Linked DNA regions of Mus musculus: region 1 is linked to region 2. Evidence: chromatin loops called from intact Hi-C (ENCODE). Cell type or tissue: gastrocnemius. All regions are shown on one strand.

What was found. Hi-C counts contacts between places; a loop is a spot of excess contacts. Peaks named below come from ENCODE experiments on the same cell type or tissue, not always from the same donor. Only the 100,000 strongest peaks of a DNase experiment are listed, where the experiment ranks them.
Region 1: a loop joins it to region 2, with 9 times the contacts of the local background. A loop is called at or near these places in 21 of 42 quality-filtered maps.

The regions. Positions count from the first base shown.
Region 1 is chr1:158,948,922-158,956,921 of GRCm38, reverse strand. Pappa2 (pappalysin 2) reads left to right here. Exons shown (of 23, transcript NM_001085376.3): 2 at 1-405. Among named protein-coding and RNA genes, the nearest start is that of Pappa2, 5.3 kb to the left of the region's middle. In gastrocnemius, a CTCF peak has its summit at 3,176 (motif pointing right); DNase peaks (open chromatin) are centred at 1,948 and 3,177.
Region 2 is chr1:158,710,245-158,718,244 of GRCm38, reverse strand. Pappa2 (pappalysin 2) reads left to right here. Exons shown (of 23, transcript NM_001085376.3): 22 at 1,185-1,283; 23 at 3,225-6,512. The coding sequence ends at 3,299. Among named protein-coding and RNA genes, the nearest start is that of Gm37679, 160 kb to the right of the region's middle. In gastrocnemius, a CTCF peak has its summit at 4,777; DNase peaks (open chromatin) are centred at 4,308 and 4,739; H3K27ac peaks cover 958 bases.

The sequences.
Region 1 (8,000 bases), 240 kb before region 2:
CCATTGCTACCTTCGCATATCAGAAGGGACCCACAGCAGAGACCCAGAGGAAGGGCCAGTCCAAGTCTAGGCTTCCTCGCCAAGTGCAGAAGAGGCAGGCAGAAGACATGACTGGAGACCCCCAGAATACCCCTCAAGGTTTCCAGCTTTGGCCTAAAGAGCCACTTAAGCATGGAGATAGTGACAGTCCATTGGAGGGCACCATCCAAAATGGTGGAGGGGCCTCTCTCCGGAGAGTAGAGACCTTTAACTCCCAAGGAGGATTGCCTGTACTGTATTTCACTGGGAAGAGGGAGCGGCTGTTGCTGCGTCCAGAAGTGCTGGCTGAGATTCCCCGGGAGGCGTTCACAGTGGAAGCCTGGGTGAGACCAGAGGGAGGACAGAGCAACCCAGCCATCATTGCAGGTAATGTCCTATCCTACTCCTGGGTTTTCTCAGGTCCCGAGGGGTGTGGTCGGCTCCATTTTTGTTGTGGGTACATAGAGAACAGACAGGGGGAACAGCCTAAAGGCAGGAAAGCCAAGAAGGCTTAGCCAGAGGGGCTGTGGGGGGGAGGGGTGGGGGTTATTTATCAGTGCAGAAGCAGTGTAGGCACCATCAAAGGGAAAATGACTCCTACACGAGGCTTCATTATCAATAGCGATTTCTCAGAGTTCTATACATTGTGCTTGTACTTTAGGAGACCTCCGTTAAGATCTTTTCCCTTTTTAAAGGGAACAGACTTGCACTCGTTGTCAAGGGGGGGGGGGTCACACTGCTTCTCATAGTCTAGCATGGCACCTCTGAAAAGCAGACGGCAGACCAAGGATGGTAGCAGTGAATAATGCCCAACTGGGTCCAAACAGCAAGGGAACAGGCTGCCACCGGAAACTAGGAAGACAGGTAGCACCCGTTCTATACCCTCGATCCCCTTTTCTTGACCTCAACAAATCTGCTGGAAAAGGTGGACACTTGCAGACCAGGATTCTGGCTTCTAGCTCTGGCTGTTGTTAGAAAGACCTAAATAGGAGAGCATGTTTAACACAGAGAACTCTATAAGGTTAATCAGAGGCATTTATTTGGGCTTGTTACCTGTGTTTATTTTGATTAACAGAGACACCTAGAATGACAAAAAGAAGAGCTACGTTTGGAGCCCTTGCTTTTCTTTTCCTATCTGGAGAGGTTGATGTCAGGCAAGGGTGAGGAAAGGATATTTCACCCCATGGGGTCTCCTTATTCATTTAGACACCCCACCAAAAAAGGAGTGGGGACAAATATACAGAAGAATGTCACAAGGAGACCAAGTTACTTTACGCATTAACTAAAAAACAATCAGAAAAAATAATGGTACCAATCTGGATTATCCACACACCCTTTCCTGTTTGTCAGTTCCATTACATTGTTGGAGAAACTGAGGCAATGAGCGACATGTCAGAGACTGGCTTGGGGGTGGGGAGAACAAAGTAGGTGTTCGTGAATCATTTGATATCTCCTCAACAAACAAACAAAAACCAAACCAACCAACCAACTAACCAACCAACCAGCCAACCAACCAATCACCCCTCCCCCCAAACCCAACACAAACCAAAACGACAACAAAATCCATTCAGGTTTCTGAGTGCCTCCAAATAAGTTGCAGACTAGGCAAAGAAATCTGGAGGGAAGGAGCCTCTTCCAGTGGGGTGTCGCTGGAACATCCTTGTGGACACTGTGTCTCCCCCTCTTTGGCTGTGATTTCTCGTTTGGAATCTGGGATTCCCAGACACTGAGCACTCTCCAGTCATGTGGCTTTGCTTTATTTTAGTTTTGGGTGGGAGAGGGCGTGAGAGAAGGGGCCAGGCTGTAAGCTAGATGGGGGCAGAGAAAGAGGAGAAGGAAACCCTTATTCTGGGGCCAAAATGGAAGAAATAATGAGATGATTATCTGATCGGAGTTGGCAGCTTCACAGTTTCCCCCAGATGACATCTCCGTGCTGCCTAGTCTGGCTTCCTAGTGCCCATCTGCTAGGGAGCCTGCGAGCTCTCAGTCTCGCTTGAGACCCACACAGATCTGCCTATGCTTCCTCCTGCAGTAGCAACATAGAGACCTGGGAACCGTTTCCTGGCTAGGCAGCCTAAGAGGACAATCCAACAGGAATGTATGTGGGAGATTATTGCTTGGGGTTATTAAAGTCCAATCCTGGAATACAGGAACATAGCACCTGACCTCGGTCATTTACCTCTCCAGTCCTCTGTCTCACCTCCCCATTGCAGTCTCCTATTCTTTGCTTCACCTCTGGCAACCTCATCCTCAGAGCTACATACCTCCCTGCCTTGCCTGTCACCAGCCACTGTCTCCATACTGCCACAGCACACATTCAGATCTTCCAGTGCCCATCAGAACCCTCCTCTCCTCTCGGAGCATGTAAAATTGGGCAGGAAATCATTTTTAGCAATTTACCTTCTAAGGTTTCTTTCCCTCAAATGCAAGTGGCTCCTGCAGTGTTCTGGGACTTCCCTTTTAGGTCTGCTTCTAAGAGGTGGAAAGCAGATGACGACCAAGCCTCTTCACACCCCCTGTTCTATCCTCTATCTTTCTTCAGACTTGCACTCAGCCCAAATTATCAAGGGAGGTTAAAAGCCCACAGGGGGCAGGGCCTCAATTTGTTGGGCTCAGCAAGTGGACTGTTTAGGATTGAGCATCCATGTCTACCCATTGTCTCTGCTGCTGGTATTTCCCTGGTGAAGAGCCTGGCTAAGGATCATGAGGTTACCAAAATCAAGCCGCCAGTAATAAGAGCCTCTACTTCGAGTGACTTGACTCTCTTTGCACAACTTTACAGTGCTCAACAATCCATCTTCCTTTCTTCTGCTGGCACGGCCTCTCAAGATGGTGTACATCAGTTCCTAGTATGGTGGGACTTGAGTTACACAGAGTAACAAGGTGGAGTCAAGTTGCTGGGAGTAACACACAAACCTGTAGCTGCACTTCTGTTGCCCCTCTGAGGGTGGGCCAAGACTTGGATCTCACTCTGCCAATAGATTTCAAACCTCAGGTTCCGCCTACTTAACTCGAATCAGCTTCCAAGTCCTCTACCTGCCATGCTTGGGGTAGTTTTTCCTCAGCAGAGACCTCAAACAATTTAGTCAATACCAGTCCTAGCAGAAGCCCCTACCCACAGCTATGGGACCTTAGGGAATAGTTTTAACACTGGACACTAGGTGGCAGTGTTGTCCCATGCACATGAGACAAGGGACGCCACAAAGTTGGGAATGTCTCTAGTTTCCTTGAGGGCTGTCCTGTCCCAGCCTCTGGGCTGTAATTTAATCACCTTCTCCCAAAATGTGTTGGTAGGCATCCCTCAGGGTCCACTTCATATGTCTTTTTCCTTTTTTGAAAGGCCTGTCTGGATAGCTAAAGCTGCTTGCTTTTTTTTTTTTTTTTTTTTTTTTTTTTTTTTTTTTTTTTTTTGAGTTGTGACTAACTTGTAGCTCTAGCAAGCATTGAAGAAAACAAAATCAGCTAGAATTACCCTCTCCCTGCACTCTAAGTTCCCGAATTCTTCTGAAACAAGTCAGACTCCAGAATGAGTTGCAAGAATGCTTTTTTATTGAGGATTGAGGGCAATGCAGGGTACACAAGCTTCAGGTGTGTGTGTGTGGTGGTGGTGGTGGGGTGGTTGGGGGGACTCTTCTGGTCATCCTCTGGGCTTTCTGAAAGGTAGAACACACTTTAAGTTGCCTGTTTCCCCAGAGTTGGAGCAGACTGGTGGCAACAGAGAGGAATGCTCCCTGGTGGGGTTCTTCACAAAGGTAGCCAGTCAAAGGTCTGACACTTTGAGGCTATGTGGCAAGCTAGGAGTAGCTTGAGGTCAGGATCCCATTAGGTTGGGTCATTAGAATTTAGTGTTTCAATAAGCCAACTTCTGTCCTGTTCTGGTGTGGACACTTTAAGGTCCAGTGCATAACCCTGAAAGCATTTGAGCCTTTTCTACCACTTCAACTTCCGTTCCTCCCCGTCAACCCCGGCATATACAAAAGAGGACATTTTAACAGGTTCCTCTGCACCCGTAATTGATTTCAAATGTTCCCTGAAGTCGCCCAGCTGAGTAACCACCTGCTCTGCAGGACACTGAGTCCTTAAATCCACGGTAAGCTGGAACCCAAGCCCAGAATTCTTCATCCAACAAATATTTATTGAGTGCCTTGCCATGCAAAGTGTGGCAAGTCATTGAGGGGAACACAAAGATGTCTGAGAAACTGTCCTTGACATGAAGGTGAGTTTGAGTCGGTCCTCTGAGTGTTCAAGCTTTACATGTCCCAGTGTAGAGTCTGGGGGAGGGGACCAGGACAGACAGACATGAACTCAAATCTTTCTCTCACACGTACTGAGACAACTGTCTCTGGCAATCTAGTCAGCTTTCTTTTTTCTGAGTTATGTTTATATCAAACCAAAAATTAAATGGAAAATATATATATGTGTATATATATACACATATATATACACACATACACACACACTCACACACACACATATGATTACATTACATATGAATGTATATGATTCTATTTGAAATAAAGTAGGAAAAAAAATCCCAAACAAAAGACAAATAAGGAGAGGTCCTATAGAGTAGTGTACCTAAAGTGCCCATCACAAAATTGGCCCTTGAGTCTTATTTACTTACCAGTGACATGAAAGGTATTTATCAGGAGATATTCAAACTAAATTAATTTCTAATTTAAATCTAACTTTTCCTTAGCAGAGATATTAACTTCAAATTCTTAGGACTTTACTCTGATGATTTATAAAATGGGAATGGCTATAAGTAGCTATTTATATTTCACAATATGGTCTCAAGATAAAAACTGTAGTCAAAAAAGCCCAAAGGGTCCATTTAGTGCATTAAACCGTTTCATCTGTTCTTTTTATTTGAGCGGCACTATTCCAAATCAGTTGGGCAATGGCGCTAAAACTTCTATGTTATTTTTCTAAGCTGTAAGCCCTGTTGAATATCTCTTGAAATTTGTGCTTACTTAATAGAAAAATGTACACTGTTACCTAGATTTTCCTGATAGCCCAAGTCTGCTGCCATCAGGGCATTGTTCAGAGTCTATTGCTAGCTTTTCTGTGTGAGTGACATCTATGGAATGAGGCTTCAGGGTGAAGAGCTCTGACCACAGGGAACACAGAGTTGTGCAGAACACACAATGGCATAGATGTAAAGAGACCTCGGTGTGGCCGCCTTGATCTCACAGACCTAGCCAGGCAAAGAGCTGCATCAGTATCGTTCCCTAGAGGCGGGGCTCCCTGTCCTGCTCTTTGGCTGCTTCCCTATACCCAGTGATGGTCAAATCAGAGTGTTTGTCCTTATCAGACCCTGAGGAATCACCCTGTTCCTCTCCACATCCCCCTCCTGGATCAGGACTCAAATATTCAGTGATGCTATAGTGACCCAGCTGGCGCAGAGCTGTTGGTATGAGGGCCCATGGTTGTCTCCTGGGGGTGGCCCTGCTGTTTCAGGCGAGAGGGAGATGCATGGATTGTTTGTGTGAAGGAAACACATACCTTATGCTTGTAATTTAGCTTCTTTGCATTGGAGTTTTCACTTTGAGGCTTGGTGGCTCAACACAGAAGCGATGTGAATGTTAGCTGGTCTGAGAGGTAAGTTTGATCTATCATGGTCACGTTTCCATAGCTCACTATTGTTCCCTCTTCCTTAGAGCCTCCCTATTGGTTCTCTCTCTCTCTCTCTCTCTCTCTCTCTCTCTCTTGTCTTCTATAGACTTTCTATAGACCTTCTTGTGTGCTTTTTTTGGATTGCACATTGCTTCTTGCCTTATTAGTTAGGCATGGCTCTTATTTCTATCAAGTCAACACCCCCTAGAAGTCCTATGAAGCTCCAACCCATATTTGTCATCCCCCCCCCACACACACCAAATAACTCCTCCTATAATGTTAGAATCTCATAATTCTACAAATTATGTTTGTAGAATAAACTAAAAATTTAGACTGCTGTATTCCCACTGGGGTGAGGGGGACTTTTTGTGAGGATCCAGGGCAATGGCTTTGAAACTATGCTGTTGCTGCCTACTGTGTGCCTGAAGAGCATCCGAGGGAAACTGTTGCTCACAAGGTTGCCCACCTGCCTTCCCTAGGAGCACCCTTTCTCTTACGTGTCTCATGAGAGCCAAAGTTTGAATTATTTACTCACACAACTCTAGAGCAAGGGCTCGCCTATTATGGCCTGTGAGCCGCATCACCCCCAGAGCTGCTTCTGTAAATGAAGTTTGATCTGGCACACCACACTCATTTGATTATGTGCTCTCTGTGGCTGCTTCCATGGTGAATGAGAGAGTTTAGTGGTTGTGACAGAGACTGTATAGCCCGAGAAGCCTAAAATCTGTATGGGTCTGGCCCTTCATCGCTGAATGGCAAAGTGCGCCACGAGCTGCTCTAGAGAGGTGCTTCTCATGCTCCAGTGTGCACAGAGGTCATCTGGGGCACACCCAGCAGCAGATTCGAAGAGAGTGTGTTTTGCAGGGATTTAACACAGGGCGTTCATTGGCTATGGACACCACTGTCAAAGACTATGTTTGGATGGAGATCACCTCTCCCTGAAGTGGCCAGGATAAAGGGAGACCTAACATGGCCGGTTCTGGCTCAGGTATCATCAAAAGTCTTCCAGACTATGCTTTGACTGCTTCTTTCTTTTCTCTTTCTCCCAGGGTCAGGTTAATATCATGGGGTGATAGCTCTCCCAGCCCTTTCCTAACTCTTTCCATATTTTTGCTCAGAGTTTCTTTCATTGAATAAAATCTTTCCTATTTAACCCTACTCTGGGCATCTGCTCTTATACCACTCTGTTACCCAAATGAGGATTTGTATTCCGTTTTTCTGGAGACACGTGGGACGGCATGTGTAACAAGCTGCTCAGCTTAGATGCTGCTGCTGCTGCTGCTGCTGCTGCTGCTGCTGCTGCTGCTGCTGCTGCTGCTGCTGCCATGGCTGCCGCTGCATGTGCACCATCGCACACTTACAGGACTCCAGATTTATAAGCATAGGACAGTGTGTGACAGATTTTTTTTTTTCTGCAAAAGAACAGATGCTAAGTAGTTCAGGCTTTGTAGGCCATATAGAGCTCATGATGCAACTCCTAAACTCTGCTGTTAGTATGTGCACATTGCCACAGTTGATGCACGACCACATTGGTAGGCTGTGTTCCAATAAAACTTTATCAAAGCAAGTGTCATGCTGGGCTTTGCTCCTCGGTAATTGTTTGCAGAGCTTCGGTGTCGAGTGTTCATCCTGAAGGCCATGCTTCCTCTACCATTCTTCTGGCCTTGTTTCTTCATTCCACATGATCCACAAAAATCCATGCTTATCTATAGTGCTCTACCAGATAAGCTCTAAGCAACAGGTTTCTGGGGAACGCTAAGCCACTTTAGCGGGACATTAGATTCTGAAGCATCACAAAAGAGAGAAAGCAGGAAGATGTAGTTCATGTGGCTCCCTTAGAGTACAATGATGTTTTCAGGGTTTTGTGCTAGCTGGGCACTTGAACCTGGTCTGGTCAAGGCTCAGCATCTGACTCACAGCTTTCTACCTGAGACTCTGAAATCATCTAGTAGCCTAGTGTGGGTTGGAGGCAGATGGATTTCCTCTGAGAACTACGGTAGGGTGATCATCCCATTCACTGCACTTCTGCCTTAGTACCTGATGCGTGCTATTGCCTAACCTTGTTGAGGGAAAGAGCTCTCGTAGGCTCTGTTTGGTCTCAGACAGGCATCACGGCAATCGAGCCTTCTGGATTCAGGTGGCATTGGAGTAGCCTCAGTCCTCTGTGAGGCATGATCTCTCCCAGGCCTCAAGGATGAGATGAAAACTCCAGAGAACTTTGGATGTCGGTCCTAGCATGGAGCACAGGTTGCTAGGAGTAACAGAGTCAGAGCTGTGAAAAGTAGGAATCAGCTCTGGCAAATGCAACTATTTGCCTGTAACCAGCAACACTTCATTCTTTCTCACCCCTGCCTTCTCCCTCATGC
Region 2 (8,000 bases):
TACATAATTGAGTGATCTATTTCATCAAAGCATGATGGACTATGGGATGATCTGTGTATTTGACATTTAAGGAGGGTAGGGGAGAAGTAGTCTCCACTTATACCTCGAAGGTGGTCTCAGGACACCAAATTTCTGTGATCCAAAGAACTTGTCCATGAATTGTTTCCTAACGGTTTACATTTGGCCATGAGCTGCAGAGGGTAAGCCAGGGAAACGGTGAGGGTAGGCTGACTGATAGAGCCTCCTGGATGCTGATAGAGCCTCCTGGATGCTCTATTGTCTATTTTCTTCAAGAGGCAGCTCTCTGGAGAAGCAATATATTGGTCTGCTGAACTGTTTTGTTTTGTTTTGTTTTTAACTGCTTGTTGCTGTTCTTATCACACTTTCTCTTTGGGGGTAAAACATTCCATTAACTCTGGCTTAGTCTGGCCCCCTTTCCCATTTTGGTTCCTGTTAACTGATGGTGGTAACAGGAATGTAGGGAAATAAATCAGCCCTCTCTGCTCAAATACTGTGTCTAGCTGCTGTGTCTAGCTAGCTTAACATGAGGTACATTCTGTGCCAGTCCTGATGTCCTTAACATGGGATCACTTTGACCTTTGACAGAGAACATATATATCATCAAACCAAGCTGAGGACTTCTAGAGACTCTAAGCGCCAGGCTTCAGCAAAACCAAGAGACAGGCATAAAAATGAAGAGAAGTAGCCTTACATACAAGATATGTGATAAATGATGCCTAACTCTTCCTAAGTCTGGCTATGTGATTTGAGAGATTATCATGTATATACATTACTTTTTTATTCTCACTGATAAAACCAACATTGTCACAAACACTGACTGTTTTTTTTTTTTGAAAATTAGCAGAATTAAAATGTAGAAGTATAACATACATACTATAAAGATTTGTTATTACAAGAAAGCTAAAGTAACTGGTCAGAGCATTTAATGATACAGGCAGTCCTCACACTAGACCAGAAACAGCTGATTGATGTGAAATTAGACAGTACCTTGGACTCAAAGGTTTCTTTCCTAAGGCTTTTCAATGTTTTGAGAATGTAGTTTGCCTTTTGGGTGCTCATTCACAATCTCTTGAGTATTTGGTTTATTTGGTTGGAGTCAGAGGTGATTTTGGGAAGTGGGAAGGGGGCAAGTTCCACAGGACACTGACTTTGTCTCTTTACAGCCTTTCCAAGCAGATGGTTGGTGTGACACTATTAATAACCGGGCCTACTGCAACTATGACGGGGGAGACTGCTGCTCTTCCACACTCTCTTCCAAGAAGGTAAGTGGAGTAACAGGGATGGGTGGAGAGGCCAAGGCTCTGGAACCAGTGGGGCTTTTGCTAGCTCTCCTTCACAGTGCATCATAACTGGCTCTTGCCCAGTCATTAAGAGGGAAATACAAGGATTAACACTGGAGAATCTGAAGTCATTGGGAGATTAAGTGATTAGGAGATTAGGTGGTGAGTATGGCTTACTAAACTGCCAATCTAGTTGCTCATTGTACCAGCAATGATTTTTCTTGCTTTCAGTCTGATGCCTACTTATTATTGATCAGACAAAACAATGACTTTCTTCTCTTGAGAGACCTAGTTTACCAACAAAAAGCTTCCCAGGTATTCCTCATCATTGTAATTAAATCAAAAGCCCCAATAGTCCTATATGATCTGTTATAAATACATCATAGGAATGTGTCAGATCGCTACCTGGACCACTCTCTGAACCAGGTCAGTAATAGTCCTTTGTATGATATTTTCCTTGTCCCTGTTATTCTTGGTTCTGTTAGATCAATAGATAGGCTCCCTATGTCTGTAAAATTGAGTGAGCTGAAAATTTTCAATGTTATGAGTAAAAATCCAAGTGCTCTGAGGATATTTGAAGCTAATTGGCTAATTCAATGGATATAAGATATACAGATATTATTTCCTTCTCTATATGTAGCTCCACAATAAAGCCATGATCAACTGACTGGAGTACCACATACAGTTTTTCTTTTCCAATCACTTACTGTGTGCCAGGACCCATGCTCAGCTTTGTATATGAACAAAGTGACTTAACACAGAGTAATTAACCATTTGTCAAATCATCAACCATTTTGGGCCTCTGTTTCTCTGAAAATCAATCGATCTTGAACTAAGAGAAACAAAACATGAACTTTGACCTTAAGACAGAAAACAGGTCCATTACTTTCTATTCTTACTTGTGGAGAAAGTGACTCAAGAAGCTCATGTATATACAGGAAGACATGGCCACCTAGGAGGAGTCACTTAACTCTCCCAATTTTATCTCTGCAAACCTGGGGTTTGTCTATGAATTTTAGTGTCGCTGGACAGCAGACAGAAAATCTGAGGTTCGAAAGGCACATTATTTTACCTCTCTACTGACTTTATATCATGTTTTACTTCACATGTGCTAACAATCTCATGGACAACCACTAAACCCATCCCTTCAGTGTATCTTCAATAATCTGTGACATTTATGTTCATTTCATTTAGTCATAGTACCTGAAAGGTAGAATATTTACCATTCTCATGTCTCAACATTGTCTTATATTTTAATTGTAGACACTCAAAGGGAATTGCTTATTTGCTGCTAACAGTACAAATAGGACAGAAGCAACTTTTTCTGCACTATCTCTGCGATGGGATAATTACATAGACGTGAGATAACAGCTACACACAATGGGAAGGGAGATGCACTGTCTCAAAACCTCAAAGCATATCCTAGACTCAAGAAAGACAAAAGGTCATGCATATGAAGATGTCACAGATGATCCCACCGCTCCCAGAGCATGGAGAAGTCAGAAAGATGAACATTTAGGGATTCTTCGCTAATGTATAGCAGCCGTAGCTCTATGAGGATTACAAAAAAAAAATTAACTAGACATTATCAGCCTATTAGGAGTAATTCCAACAGTAGTTCTAGGTGTAAAACAAGGTATAAATGTGTGATACCATTCATTTGGTCCAACCACACAGATGTTGTCTGGAGGGTGGTACTGATGTCTTCTTACCTTATAGATGAAGAAAGGAAGAAATGAAGGATTACCTTGCCTATAATGAAGTGGTATATCATAAAAGGAACCAGTGTTAATTCTAGGCCTCTGATGCAAACCCCCACTTTCATACTTCTTGTAGTACCAAGTGAGGAAAATTAAAGCCAGTTGAAAATTGTGAAGCTTGGCCCGAAAACGGATGCTTTCAACTTCCTGTTCACTCCCCTAGGTCATTCCATTTGCTGCTGATTGTGACTTGGATGAATGCACCTGTCGAGACCCCAAGGCAGAAGAAAACCAGTAACTCTAGGAGCAGAGCCCATCTCCTCTGCCCTGGGGGCAGACTAAAAGAGAAGCTCCCGTAGCAGGATGCAAAGGGTGAATGAACAAGATAGGTTCCATGGTGGAAGGAGAGCCTAAAAGAGAGCCTTTAAGAAATGCAAGAAATGTTTGTAGGTGCCAATTAATGCATTAAGTAGTCCAAGTAGGGAGGGATTAGAGGCAATTGTTTCTGTAAAAAGACACTTGGTTAGAAATGGAAGGAGAAATTGACAGACCCCTCCCCCCATCTGTACTCTGCTCTATCCTTCTCTCAATCTCCTCCCCACTCTGCACGCTGTCAGTGGCTCAGCCCCACCCAACATGTAAACCCATATCAAAATATTAGAAGATAAGCTGCCAGGGACTCCGTCAATACCCATTTCAGATGGACTGTCATCTTTCAGGGCTCATCTATTCCAGACTGGCCCTTTGCCTTCCTTTTGTGTGGTCTCTCTCAAATAAGGAGGTTAGCTATTTCTTTATAAGTATTTAAACATAATTATATAAATATATTATATATTATATTTTTTGCTGTTTACTAAGCTACAGATTATCCATTGTTCCACAAATGCTGCTGTGAAGTTCATGTCCAGAGGGATACTGAAGCTTCGAAGACAGAAAGAAAGGTTCCTTTGCCTTCTTCCCATAGATAGGGATTGGCAGGTCGGATGGGGAGAAGAGAGTCGATGGAATTCTGGATGCTAGCCTGTCAGCTGATCATCATTTTATGACCTGGGAGCTGGGCCTACTGAAAGGAGATAGACTTGGCATGCTAAGAGCAAGAGGCATGGAAAGTTACATGGGAACCTATTTGGCAGTAGGTCCAGGAGAAATAGACAATGGTTTCTAAGTATCTACCAAAAGGAGCATACAAACTCTTCTACGCTTCTCAGAACTCTCAGTTGGAGCTGGTAAAGACCAGGGTCTTTTCCACTTCTCCATGTACTTAGTCCAAGTATAGCTGCCAGCCAGCCAACCAACCAGCCAGCCAGCCAGCCAGCCAGCCAGCCAGCCAACCAGCCAGCCAAAAAGTTTGTATGAGGGCTCATTCTGTGAACATCAGGCTTACAGGAACTTACACCCTCTTCATACTTGGCCAGTTGCTGTCTCTCCTTGTTGCAAGTCTCAAGGTCTGGCCAATTGTTCACAGCCACATCACTAACTGTTGATTTTTCTGAGAAAAGAAAATGCTTTGGAGATTTGGAAATGTGGGGGAGGAGATAAGAGATGAAAGAACGGGGAGTTAGAAGAGCGAAAGGCTGTCAGAGAGGTGAAAGGTCAGAGAGGTGAGAGGTCAAGATTAAATGAGGTCTGAGGATAAAAGGATAGAATGAGTGAACAAGCCCCTGATCCAAGTCTCCAAAAGAGGCCAGGGATCCTTCGAGCAAAGAGATAAATCTTATTCAAGTGCAAAATCTGAAGTTTGTGGCCCAGTAAGCAACATGTGGAGCGAGGGTGACACTCTGTGGGGAGAAAGAAGAATTTCAACTATTTAGGGTCCATGCTCTCTTTACCATTTCTTGTTCAATAGCTGTATGGACTATGCACAAAACAGTCACATTAACACTTCTCTGTTTATCCAGACTATTCTCATACTTTTCTATAGGCTCTGTCCTTGGTATGTTTTCTTATAGCAGTTTCTAGATCACACCTAGAAAGAGAGTCAGGACATAGTTTCTTTCCTTTAATGACGGTCTTGTTCTCTTACAGAGACCCTAGTTTTTTCCTCCAGTGGAAACTAAGACCAAGCAAAACTTGGAGTCACTTTTGGTATCTCCAAAACCTCTCCTCCTCTTCCTTCTACTCTTTTGTCATCAAGACTGAAGCAACTAATCTATAGAATGAGAAAGGAAACTTTTTTTTATCATCATAAGCACAATTATCCCTGCTCTATATGAAGAGCAATATTCTGCAGTGACTGGATATGGCAATATACATACAGTTACCTATGAATATGTGGATCATGGACAACAAAGCCATTGAGAAGGGGAAAGGCAGTGTTAGTCTTCTACTCCTAGCAATAAGGTAAACAGTGCTTAAATACTGTTTACTATCTAGGTCACACTTATTACCCTTTGTCAGGAAATACCATTCATATTCTGAATCTCATAAGTTTAATATGGAAAGAAAAATAGAAAAGTTTAGGTTCTCTACTACATATTTCAATTCCTATTTCTGTATCTCATTAAGGTGAGTATGAAAAGACCAATAGAAAAATTTAAATTCTCTACTAAACACACACACACACACACACACACACACACACACACACTGTTTCCTTAGAGAACATTCAAATTCCTGGATGTGTGTCAACTTTTGCCTTAGGAAAATCCTGACAGAGACAGAGCAATAGTTACCTTGGGCACAACTTAGTGCACAGAGACTGCCATTCCCAAGAGCACTCATGGGCACAGACTACCCACCAGTATCTGTCCATGCTCAGTCTCCTCATTAAGTCCACTAAGACTAACAGAGACCCCATGCTTCACTTTAAGATACTTTGTTCTTTTTGGCAACATTCACCCTGCCCTGGGAAGGCAAGAGGACAGTTTCTGGGGTGTGTGTAAAGCTCCCCAGGCTGAAGGCCATTTAGCCATCATCAGCCAGAGACAGAGACGGGAGTCTTATCTAGACTTTGTCCCTTGGCTCCAGTATTTGAAGAAACTTAAGTCCCTAATAAAGAAAATGATCAGAGATCCTAGGAACAAGTCATGTTTGCCCCCAGGTGGTTGTATTCAGTTCTCCTTAGACATCCATAATGTCATCCAGGGCCCTCCACAGAGGCTCCTCTGCCTGTTTCTTTATTACAAAGTTACCTGTCTATTTCTAGTTCCTGGTAACCACAGTTTTGAGATCAACATGGCCCAAAGGTGGCTGGCTTCAATAGTAGCATGGCAGCCTTCAATCACAGATACAGAAAAGAGATCAGCAGGGGCAAAGAGCAGATCTGGGCAAATAAGGCAGCGAGTAGAGTCTTCTTGGTTCTTTTCTTTCCTTTCCAACATTTAAGGCCTTAGTCTTTGACACATCATCTATTCTGTGTGATCACCATTGAGTGTGTCAGTTAGCACCCAAGGGGACAGTTTGATGGCAAACACAGTGAAAGGGGCTGATCTACTGTATTGTAATGTAAAACAGCTACATCCAGTTATTTTATAAGATTATAAAACGTTCATTAAAAAATCAGCACATAAAATATGAAGTGTGTTTGGTGTCTTATTCTTTGTTTCAATGATTTCATTATTTCAAACCTAAACCATTGGCCTAACCCAGACCCACATTTCCCTTATTGGTTGGTCATTTCCTGCAGTCATTTGAAAACTATTTGTTATATAAATAGGTTATGAAAGAAATGTAAACATGGGAATCCAGAAGAAGAGATGACATTTACCAAGGTAGAATGTGGAGTGATGCCAAATGCCTTGTGAGCTGTGAAACAATGCTCAAGAAGAATCATTTACATTTCAGATGCGATAAGCATCATCCCTGGATGCCAAGAGGAGGTGGCATATGGGTCCGTTATTGGACCTCAGTGAGGCATTCAGCTTAGCTGAAAATCAGAACTAAATTAATATGTACAGGGCAGTTGGTAAACAAAGTATTAGTTAATTTTCAGGGGGTGGAGAGTCTGAAAAATCACATATTCTCACTTCACAGACGAGAACAGCAACCACCAGTCTGGAGAAGAAAGTTCTTCCAGATGACAAGACTAAACCAGCTTCAAGCCTGGATTGTGGGACACTGAGTTGTAAAAAGATAAAATAAGTAGTGAGCAATAAGAAAGGGGGAGGTGATGGATGGGGTCAGAGGTGATGGACAGGGTCAGAGGTGATGCCACCATCTCCTGTGACACTATCATCTCTGAGGGGAAAAGAGAGCCAGGAGAGCAAGTTTTGGAACATGAATATTAATTTGCTCTTTTTATGAACTTTGCTTGATGACCAGACAGATAATTGGTTAGAAGTGTCACAGAAAGCCCGAGGTCAGCGCCCTGGAAGAGGCTTCTGCACCTGGGACCAAGAGGTTGAATTCTCTGGTCATGACAGACACAGTTGGAAAGGCTGGGTGGATTGCTCAGACCACCTTCCAGACACTTGGGAAGGCAAGAAGAAAAGGTGGCTGGAAACATAACCTTGGACTGTGGGAAAGAGGTTTGTGGTTGGAAATAAGCATTGTATAATAAATGGAATGATTCCTTGGCATTTTCTGCAATAATTTTCAAAGTGCCTTCCTGTGATTTCTGGCTATCTGTGGGTGAGGGGGATTTCACCTTTGCTGTTCTATGAGTGAGGAAACTGAGTGATGGAGAGACTCTTAGAAATTGGTATATGTAGTAAGCTTCAGGTTGCACAAGACTCCAGATTTTGTTTTGTTTAGTTTTGTTTTGTTCTTTGCTCTTAAATGGAATGTGTTTTCTGTTATACTATATGTAACCCAGTAGACCCAAGAGTGAACCCAGACCCTACTGCAATGAGAAAGGTCACAGCTTTTCATCTATTTGTGTTTGAAGGTAAACACACATTTCCCTATGGTTTTCTTAGTCTTTTTTTCTCTCCTCCTACTCTCCATGTTAAATGGTAGGGAATCCTTCTTGAGCCCCAGCCCTCTCATATGCCAGGCCCTGAGTATAAGCAGATGCCCTTGAATATGCCAGTTAGGACAGCTGGACAGAAACGTTTGGCAA